Regions from separate parts of the Homo sapiens genome. Here all the other regions are linked to region 2. A link is a contact called in ENCODE Hi-C or POLR2A ChIA-PET data. All regions are on one chromosome and are shown on one strand. The core of a region is the stretch at or near the end of the contact, and the rest is flanking DNA. Distances in the headings are between cores, read along the strand shown.

Region 1 (2,700 bases), core at 170-2,669, 1.6 Mb before region 2:
GTGAAAGCTAGAGCTCGTGTATTGTAGGGAAAAGTGGGGGTGGCGGGGAGATAATGGTTGAATACCTTCCTGATATTTGAGGGAGAATTCGGCAAGGGGGAAATCTCTGGCTCCATCTTTGGCTGACTCATCGGATTTCCTGGGGTGGGCTCCGGGAGAAGGCTCGGGGCTGGCGCTCCTGCCTCGGTCCGTCCAGCACCAAGACGCCAGGTTCCCGGCGGCCCTGGCCCTCTGGGGGTACTGATTACAGTGGAAAGATCTCTGCGTCCGCAGAAGGAGAATTTGTGTCAAGGTTCTTGTGCGCCTTTTCTTCTCTGGGGGTTCTGAATGAAAATAAGTCCCAAGGTCATCTTTGTCCCTTAGCTCTTGCCCAGAGCTCTATCTGCGTCTCCAAGCTTCTCCATCATCTCCTTTTGTGTTTCAGGTGATCGCCCACCTTTCTTCCCTTCTAACCCTACTTCCGGATCTTTTTCCCCCTCGTTTCTCCCCGTGTCCCCCATTTTCCACGCTCGAGTCCTTTTTCTCGTGCCAGTTTCCTCCCTCCGTCCGATTTCCTTTCCCACGGGCCCTGGAGTTCCTCGGGCCCAGGCAGGGCTCTGGAACTGGCCTGACATGTTCATAATAAGGATTGTCAGACACGGTACTCAAGTGAACTACCTTGTCTTGAACTTACTAGGACAGAGGATGTGATAAAGGAGGTCCTTCTCTAATCCCAACAGCTCCTCAAAGGCTCGAAGCCAGCCTGAGTGGGCCACTTGAAGAGCCACGGGCTGTGGGAAGATACGGAGAGGCTACTCCGACGTGGGGAGGAGGTAGGTATGACGATGTCCTCTGTGCCTGAAGCCCACTCCGTCCCACTCCCAATACTCCCACCATCTCATCAGTGGGGCATGCTCGCCCTGGTTAATGTCATCTCCCTGAACTGCCAACGAGGCTAGCAGCTTTGCTGCTTAAAACCGGTAACATCAACCAACATATGGAGATGTCATCATGATTAAACGGCAAATTATAGCCGAAGACGGCGCGATAATAATCTAAACAATCACCACAAGAAGAAACGTTCTCTAACGCTCCAGTTGCGGAAGCCTGCGTTTCCAAGACTCGCGGCCCTGCGTTCCCAGGGATATCTCCGTGCTCACGTGAGCGTGGTCCTCGGCTTGGGACAGACAAGGGAGCCCCAGACAGGACGATAAGGTTTGGAGATTCCCAGGGCGATCTGGGACTCCGTGGCGTGGGGGCTTGGAAGCGCGTGGAGGGGCTGAGAGAGGGGAGAGGGCGCCCTTCCTCTAGGGCGGCCCCGTCTGGGAAGCAGTTGGAACAGCAGTAGGAGCCAGGGGTTCCTAGAGAAGAACCCTGTTAGGAGAGCAGACCAGCCCGCGCTCCCAGTCCCCGCCCCCTCGCCCCTTCTGCCCCGCCCTTAGCCTGCCTCTTCCTAGATCTTCCAGGACATTGATTTCCGAGTAGGAAGCCCGCGCTGCTAGGGGAGGGGCGTCCTCTGTGGGTCGTGGGGGGGTTTCCCTTCTCTCCACAGTCGGAGCAGAAGGGCGCCTGCCTTTTATTTTGACAAGCAATGGGCTTAGTTGTGAGCACTTGTTTGCCCCCAATATGTAGAGGAAAAGATACTGATAGGAGGCGGCGTGCTACGATGGCAAAAATGGAGAAGACCCTCCCTCTTTATCCTGGTTCTCCTCCTTGTTAAATAGATTCGTATTTAAGATAGGCACAGACATTCTAATTTGAATTCCAGGGGTTGAACTCCAGTTAGAATCATCCTATTTATACGCAGACCGAAAATAACCATTGAAACGAAACCAACAAAATGCAACTATTTTCCAAAACCCCGAGCGTTTGCTGGTGGGTGACCACCCCGCGCAGGTAGCGCGGATCTGCTTTGGTTTTGACTGAGAACCCGGGTTTTGACTGAGACCTCCGTCGGGAGGAGGGGACTGGGTGGGAGTTAGCGGGCGAAACGATTCCCCGGAGTGGCCCCGAGCGGCGCGTGCGTGAACGCGCGGCCGTAATATATGCTGCCATTAAGAATCCGTGCAGCTTCCAGCGCTCCGGGCGCAGGGACGCATGTGTTGCTGGAATTCAATCCGTGGGGGGAATGCAGATTGGGCTGCGACTCACTGGGTTTGATTTATGAACTGTTACACTAGCAATTGTTTACACATTGCATTTCAGAGCCCGGGCCCACCCTCCCCGCAGCGGGCGGCGGGCTTCGTGCGGGAACCTGCTGCAGCCCCCTTGGTCTCTCTCCATCCTCCTCCCTTCCCCCGTCCCCCCCCCCCGGGGCCCCCGCAGCTTCCTCCCACAGCCACCTTCTCCAAGAAATCAGATTTCGATTTCTCTGAACCCAGAGACCTGCATGCAGTTCTTTCTCCCCCGCCTACTCCAGGCCTGCAGTCCCCGGACCCGGGTCGCCTCTGCCCATTTACTCCGGAATGTTTACTTCTCTTTAAGGCCATGCGGGGCCTATAAATAGGAGAGGTGGAATCAGCCCCACTGCCAGATCAATAGGGCCCGTCTCCTCGCCATTTCAGCTGAGCTGTCTTATTAATTATGAAAGGATTCACCTGATCCCTGCCAGGGAACACAGCCTCTCGGCCCCTCTGCTGGAGCCCTTAATGGCGGTTCCTTCGCAAGCTGCCTCTGGCCACCGCACAGGAAGAGGCGAATCGTGGTTAGGCCGAGCCTGCG
Region 2 (2,700 bases), core at 136-2,635:
TAAACAAAGTGCAAAAGGAAACCAAGGTTTGACACTTGGGCTTGAAAAAATTTTAAAAAGTAATATAAAATGGGTTAGATTCTAGGAGTTGAAACCATTTGGGGAAACTACAAGGGCTAATTCCAGGTGTTGGGTAGGAAATGTACAAAGTTAAGCTTGTGTTATCAAAGCAAGAAAGCATTCAAGGACTAATAGGGATACATGAAAGACACAGATGGCTTAATGTGGCTTCCACTGGCCACATTTGGGACAATTTGAGCATCAACAAGAATTATGATGTTAAAGGAGTATATTATATTGAATTAAAAAAAAACCTTAAATCAATAACTTTAAAAACACCTTGATTCCCATAGTGAAGCAAACACTAAAATGGAGGTGTGGAAAGAATGCCAGTTAATAAACATAAAAGGCATGATACTATTGCGGAATCACTTATAACTCCTAATGTAACAACAGATTCAGTGAAGGACTGTATCAAGGAGTTGGGGAACAGGTTATTCTTATGGACTCAAGGTATAATCCACAGATTGCTTACCAATTCCTAAGAGGAAAATGTACTATTAGAATGAAGAGATGTAGCCACCACCTTTACCAAGTGATCAAATTTAGCATTACTAATATAACTGAGTTATGCGTCCCCGTGAGTTGGCAACATCTCTTAGGTAGTATTGCAAAAGTGCTCAAACTGAATCTAATCATGAGGGAAACAAAATCTGACAAATCCAGAATGAGAGAGATTCTACAAGACAACTGGCCTAGGCTCATCACAACATGTAATGATTTAATAATTTAAAAAGGAGGGTGAAGGAGGCTGATCTGGATTAAAAGAGACAATAACTAATTATAGCTTATGAGTTGAAAAAATAAAACTGCTATAGAAATAATTTTGGGGACAATGGGGAAATTTGAATATGAACTGTATAATAAATGATTTTATGGACTTACTAATTTTCTTAGGTTTGATCATGTATTGCGGTTACACAGGAAAATGTTCTTATTCTTAGAACATGCATGCTAACATATTTGGGGGTGAAAAATCTGCAACTTACTTTCAAAGAATTCAGCAAAAATCATTGGGTGGGGCTGTGAATGTGGAGAGAAGAGACGGAGAGAAATCAAACCTGGCAAAATGTTAACAATGAGCTGAAGGACGGCTAAACGAAAGCTCATTGTACTATTTTTAAAACTTTTCTGTAGCTATAAGCCGTTTTTTCTGAGGAAGTCGAGGAGGGCGAATATCTTTCTGGAAAGGCCAGAGCAAATGCACGCAAGAGCTGAGAAAAGATTGGAAAACGCCTCTCAAAATAACAGTCCCGCCCTTCCCGGGACTCTTCCCTATAGGCTGTTCAAGTCACGTGGCGACTGTGGCCCCGCCCACAGCTCCCAGAGGCCTGCGCGTGCGGTCTGCAGTTCGGCCGCTTCCTCTTGGCGGGTGGGCTGCAGCTATGGAGGGCGAGCCTCCACCTGTGGAGGAGCGGCGGCGGCTGCAGGAGGAGCTGAACGAGTTCGTGGAGAGCGGCTGCCGGACGTTGGAGGAGGTGACCGCGTCCCTGGGCTGGGACCTAGATAGTCTGGATCCCGGGGAAGAGGAGGCGGCGGAGGTGAGGAGCGCGGCCGCGGGGCCCTTTCGGGGACTATCGGCCCGGGGTCTTCTCTGGAAGAAGGGAGATCCGCACTGGCAGCCGCGGAGGGAAGGGCGAGGAGTCCTCGTCCGTGTGCAGAGCCGCGATGGGCGCCTGGGACCCGAGGGGCGCCGGGGGCCCTGGAGCAACCCTGACGTCCCTGGGTTCCGGGCTGGGGCGCGCGAGGAACTCCCGAAGGCTCCACATCGACCTCCAGTGCGGCGCTCCTCCCGCGCAACTTCGAGTTTAAAGAAAACCGGGGGCCGGGCGCGGTGGCGCACGCCTGTAATCCTAGCACTTTGAGAGGCCAAGGCGGGAGGATCCCTTGAGCCCAGGAGTTCCAGACTAGCCTGGGCAACATGGTGAAACCTCTTCTCTACCAAAAGTACAAAAATTAGCCGGGTGTGGTGGTGTGAGCCTGTGGCCCCAGCTATTTGGGAGGCTGGGGTGGAAGGATAGCTTGAGCCCAGGAGGTCGAGGCTGCAGTGAGCCGAGATCGCTCCACTGCATTCCAGCCTGGGCGACAGAGCAAGACCCTGTCTCAAAAAACAAACAAACAAAATCCAGGAAGGTGTGTTGAGTGAGGAGGGAATGGCAGATTTGGTATTTATTTAGAAAATAAGTGAACGTGTCTCAGAGCGCTGCAGAGGGATTGGCGGTTTGCATTGTCATCTGTCATACGGATTCCGCAGTTGCACCAGATTCGGTGTCAGGAGAGCTGGGAGTTTGCCAGTTCGCCTTTCTGTGCCTTAAAATTGGACACTTCTGACTGGGACAGCACCAATTCTAGGATTATTAAAGGTTGTCACCAAGAGGTGGTAACTGGCAACTCCTGTGGACATTAGAATTGCTTTTTTAAAAATGTAGGCAAGTGTATTTAGAGTGAACATTCGTGATTTTTGTTTTTTTGTGGGGTATTTTCGGTGGAATGAGAGGAAGGGAAGTGCTCCAATGTGGGGTAATTCATTATCTTTACTATTACTTCTGGGTTTACCATGCTGTGATAATTTCTCCTGGGTTTAAGTTACATGACTGATTCCTCAGAGGCATTTAAAATATATTTGATTTCTGTATATAC
Region 3 (2,700 bases), core at 76-2,575, 1.0 Mb before region 2:
ATGGCATCATGGAGCCACTATACCAATCCTGGGTTTCCTACCTCAAGATGCTGGCTTATGAGAGAAAAATAATCCTCCAATCAGGATAAGCCACCATGCCGGGCTTGTCACTTGTAGCCAATGCTGTTACTGCCTTTGCACCTTTGCTCAAGACATTACCCATCTGAATGGCTCTTTTCTCTCTTCTCAGCTTAACAAATTTGTCTCCCACTACAAAACATGCCTCTCTACTCCCCTAAATCTAGAGTTGACTCTTTTTTTGTACATGACCCCCCTGCAACTAACACTGTAAGATTCTGGTGACAGAGACCAAGGCTCATGCTCTTTAAGCTTCCACACAATCCTTGCTCTTGGTAGAACATGGTTCCCACTGAGTGCTTCCCTGAAAAATGTAATTCCACAATACTTTTGCATTAAAGTTCATGAACTATTTGGTCTGAGCTTCAAACTTATAGTGCACAAATCATGATTCATTCAGCAGAATAACTCCAGACTCCAGCCCACACACGGACGCAGCCGGCTACTCCCATGCTGTTAGAAAACACCAGTTCTGGGGGTTCCTCTCTGTGAGCACTCCTAACTGTTCCTGAGGAAACTTTGAGTGACTCATAGTCTCCCTTCTAACATCGCCACCTCTCTGTGCTCTGGCAGGTCCATCTGGCTTTCTATGGCCAAAATAGCATCCTGGGATGACTGTCCCAGAATGTACCAAAATAGGTAAAGGGAGAATTGTGCCTTCAGAGGCATTTGGATGATTGTCCGAAACAGAAAATAATAAGAGTTCTTTTCTGGGCCAGATCCTTTATTTGCCCTATGTACTAAAGCAGGTTTCCCCCCTCCATCCCATCTGCCCCTTCCTCGGTCCTTTGCAATGCATTATTTCCAACAACAGTAAGCTCTGCCATATGGCCAATAAATATATTGCTCAAGAACGTCAGTGTATTTCATCAGATGTTCTTCTCCAAAGTTAGAAGGATTGCCACAGTGAACTGGGTGAAGTAGATAGCTCTAATCTGCAACAGCACTATTTCATTTATTCTGATTTCTACCATGTTGCCTAACTGTGGAAAATTATCCCAGTACCCCAGGGTCTGTGTGTGCCCAGTCAGACCAGTGCTGCAGCAGTTCACACAGATCCCAGGTGCTGTGGACGAACTAAGCCAAAGAAACCTGCCCTTTGAATCACCCTGGTTGCTCCAGCCTACTACCTCTACATGTGGGCTCAAGTGGGAGCTGCCATGAAAAGGTCTCTCAATTTCTCCTTATCTGGCTCTCCCACAGGTGGCTCTAATTCCAGGAGCCTTGTGGGAAGCTGCAGACCAGCCAGGGAGCCACTAGAGGGCCCCCTACTAACATCTGCCTGAGCCAGGGGGCTCAGTCCCTCATGTTTTCTGGTATATTCCACACAACTTATCAAACTGCTTACTTTCTTCCATAAAGATTTGGAATACAATAACGATGTCACAGATGTCAAGCGAGGAGAAACTGTTTTTCGTTCATTAACTTCTGGAAAGAAAAGAAATTTAACTTTGGCCAGGAGTGCCCGACTGGGATCGGCGGCACGGCCACAGGGGCACCCTGTGGCTAAACCCCTCATGGAAGGCACTGGAAAGATCCTCTACCCCCAAACGCAGGGTTTAGGGCATCGTCTGTCCTTGCAGAAGCAGGAATCTTGTTAGAGTTACCCAAATACAACATTTCAGTAGGAAAGGCTGGGTGTTCTTGCTTTTTAATTAAAAATTTTATTGAGATAATTGTAGATCCACATACGTTTATAACAAAGAAATCAATAGAGAGTGTTACTAATCAATACTTACTTGCTTTACGGATTATTAGTCAATAACCATAAGAAAGAAATCAATAGAGATTGTTACTAATCAATACTTACTTGCTTTATGGATTATTAGTCAATAACCAAGAGTCTCATATGCGCTTTATGCAGCTTCCTCCAAAGTAACATTTTTCAAAACTATGACAACCAAGATACAATCTACTAATCAGATTTAGATTTCCCTAGTTTTACTGTTACTCGTGTGTGTGGGGGGTATGTATAGTTCCATACATTTTTATCATCTGTGGATTCACGCATCTGGCACCAGTCAGGATACTGAACACTTCCACCTCCACAAGGATCCCCGAAGCTGCCCTTTCATAACCACAACCCCTCCCTCCCACGTCTTCACCCTAACCCAAGCCTCTGGCACACACCAATTTCTCCTCCACTTCTAAAATTTCATCATTTCAAAACTATTATAAAAATGGCATAATATAGGCTGTTACTTTTCAGGATTACCTTTTTACTCCCCATAACTCCCTGCAGAGTCATCCAAGTTCGTACAAGTTGATTCATGCATCGATAATTCATTCCTTTGTGCTTGCATGCACTTCAGCGCATTTAACCATTCACCTGTCAAAGTCTATCTGGGCTGATTCAAGATTTGACGGTTAAGCAAAACTGCTATTGAACATTTGGGTGATGTTTTTAGCACTGATGGCGAATGACGTTGAACATGTCCGTATCCTTACTTTCTAAGTGTATTTTCTCTGTGAAATATCTCTTCATGTCTGTGCACATTTTCTAACTAAATTGATGTTTCACTGTTGAGTTTTGTGAGTTCTTTATGTTTGGATACTAACACTTCGTTAGATATGTGGTTTGCAAATTTTTTGTCTACAGCTTGTCTTTTTCATCCTCTTCAC

The links. A loop is a pair of places that touch in the nucleus more often than their neighbours do. ChIA-PET counts read pairs that join two places held with the same protein, here RNA polymerase II (POLR2A). Pooled maps may share reads with other maps.
Region 1: a pooled map shows a loop between it and region 2 (4-fold over the local background). The contact joins the enhancer-like site here to the promoter of SNRNP48 in region 2. A Hi-C loop is called at or near these places in 1 of 50 pooled maps. POLR2A ChIA-PET finds 5 or more read pairs at or near these places in 2 of 52 experiments (B cell and activated T-cell).
Region 3: a loop to region 2 is called in a pooled map, with 2.9 times the contacts of the local background. The contact joins the enhancer-like site here to the promoter of SNRNP48 in region 2. A Hi-C loop is called at or near these places in 1 of 37 single-sample maps with no recorded cell type and 2 of 50 pooled maps. POLR2A ChIA-PET finds 5 or more read pairs at or near these places in 1 of 52 experiments (MCF 10A).

The regions. Positions count from the first base shown.
Region 1 is chr6:5,994,954-5,997,653 of GRCh38, forward strand. LOC105374898 (a long non-coding RNA gene) reads left to right here. Exons shown (of 2, transcript XR_926413.4): 1 at 1-812. Among named protein-coding and RNA genes, the nearest start is that of NRN1, 11 kb to the right of the region's middle. Within about 2 kb of position 1,420, at least 17 of the 41 ENCODE cell types and tissues checked have a DNase peak (open chromatin) inside an H3K27ac peak, as active enhancers do.
Region 2 is chr6:7,588,813-7,591,512 of GRCh38, forward strand. It overlaps SNRNP48 (small nuclear ribonucleoprotein U11/U12 subunit 48), which reads left to right and starts at 1,386. Exons shown (of 9, transcript NM_152551.4): 1 at 1,386-1,601. The coding sequence starts at 1,446. RefSeq lists enhancers at 1,143-1,882, 1,461-1,610.
Region 3 is chr6:6,555,802-6,558,501 of GRCh38, forward strand. The region is part of intron 3 of LY86-AS1 (LY86 antisense RNA 1); the gene reads right to left. Among named protein-coding and RNA genes, the nearest start is that of LY86, 32 kb to the right of the region's middle. Within about 2 kb of position 1,326, at least 3 of the 41 ENCODE cell types and tissues checked have a DNase peak (open chromatin) inside an H3K27ac peak, as active enhancers do.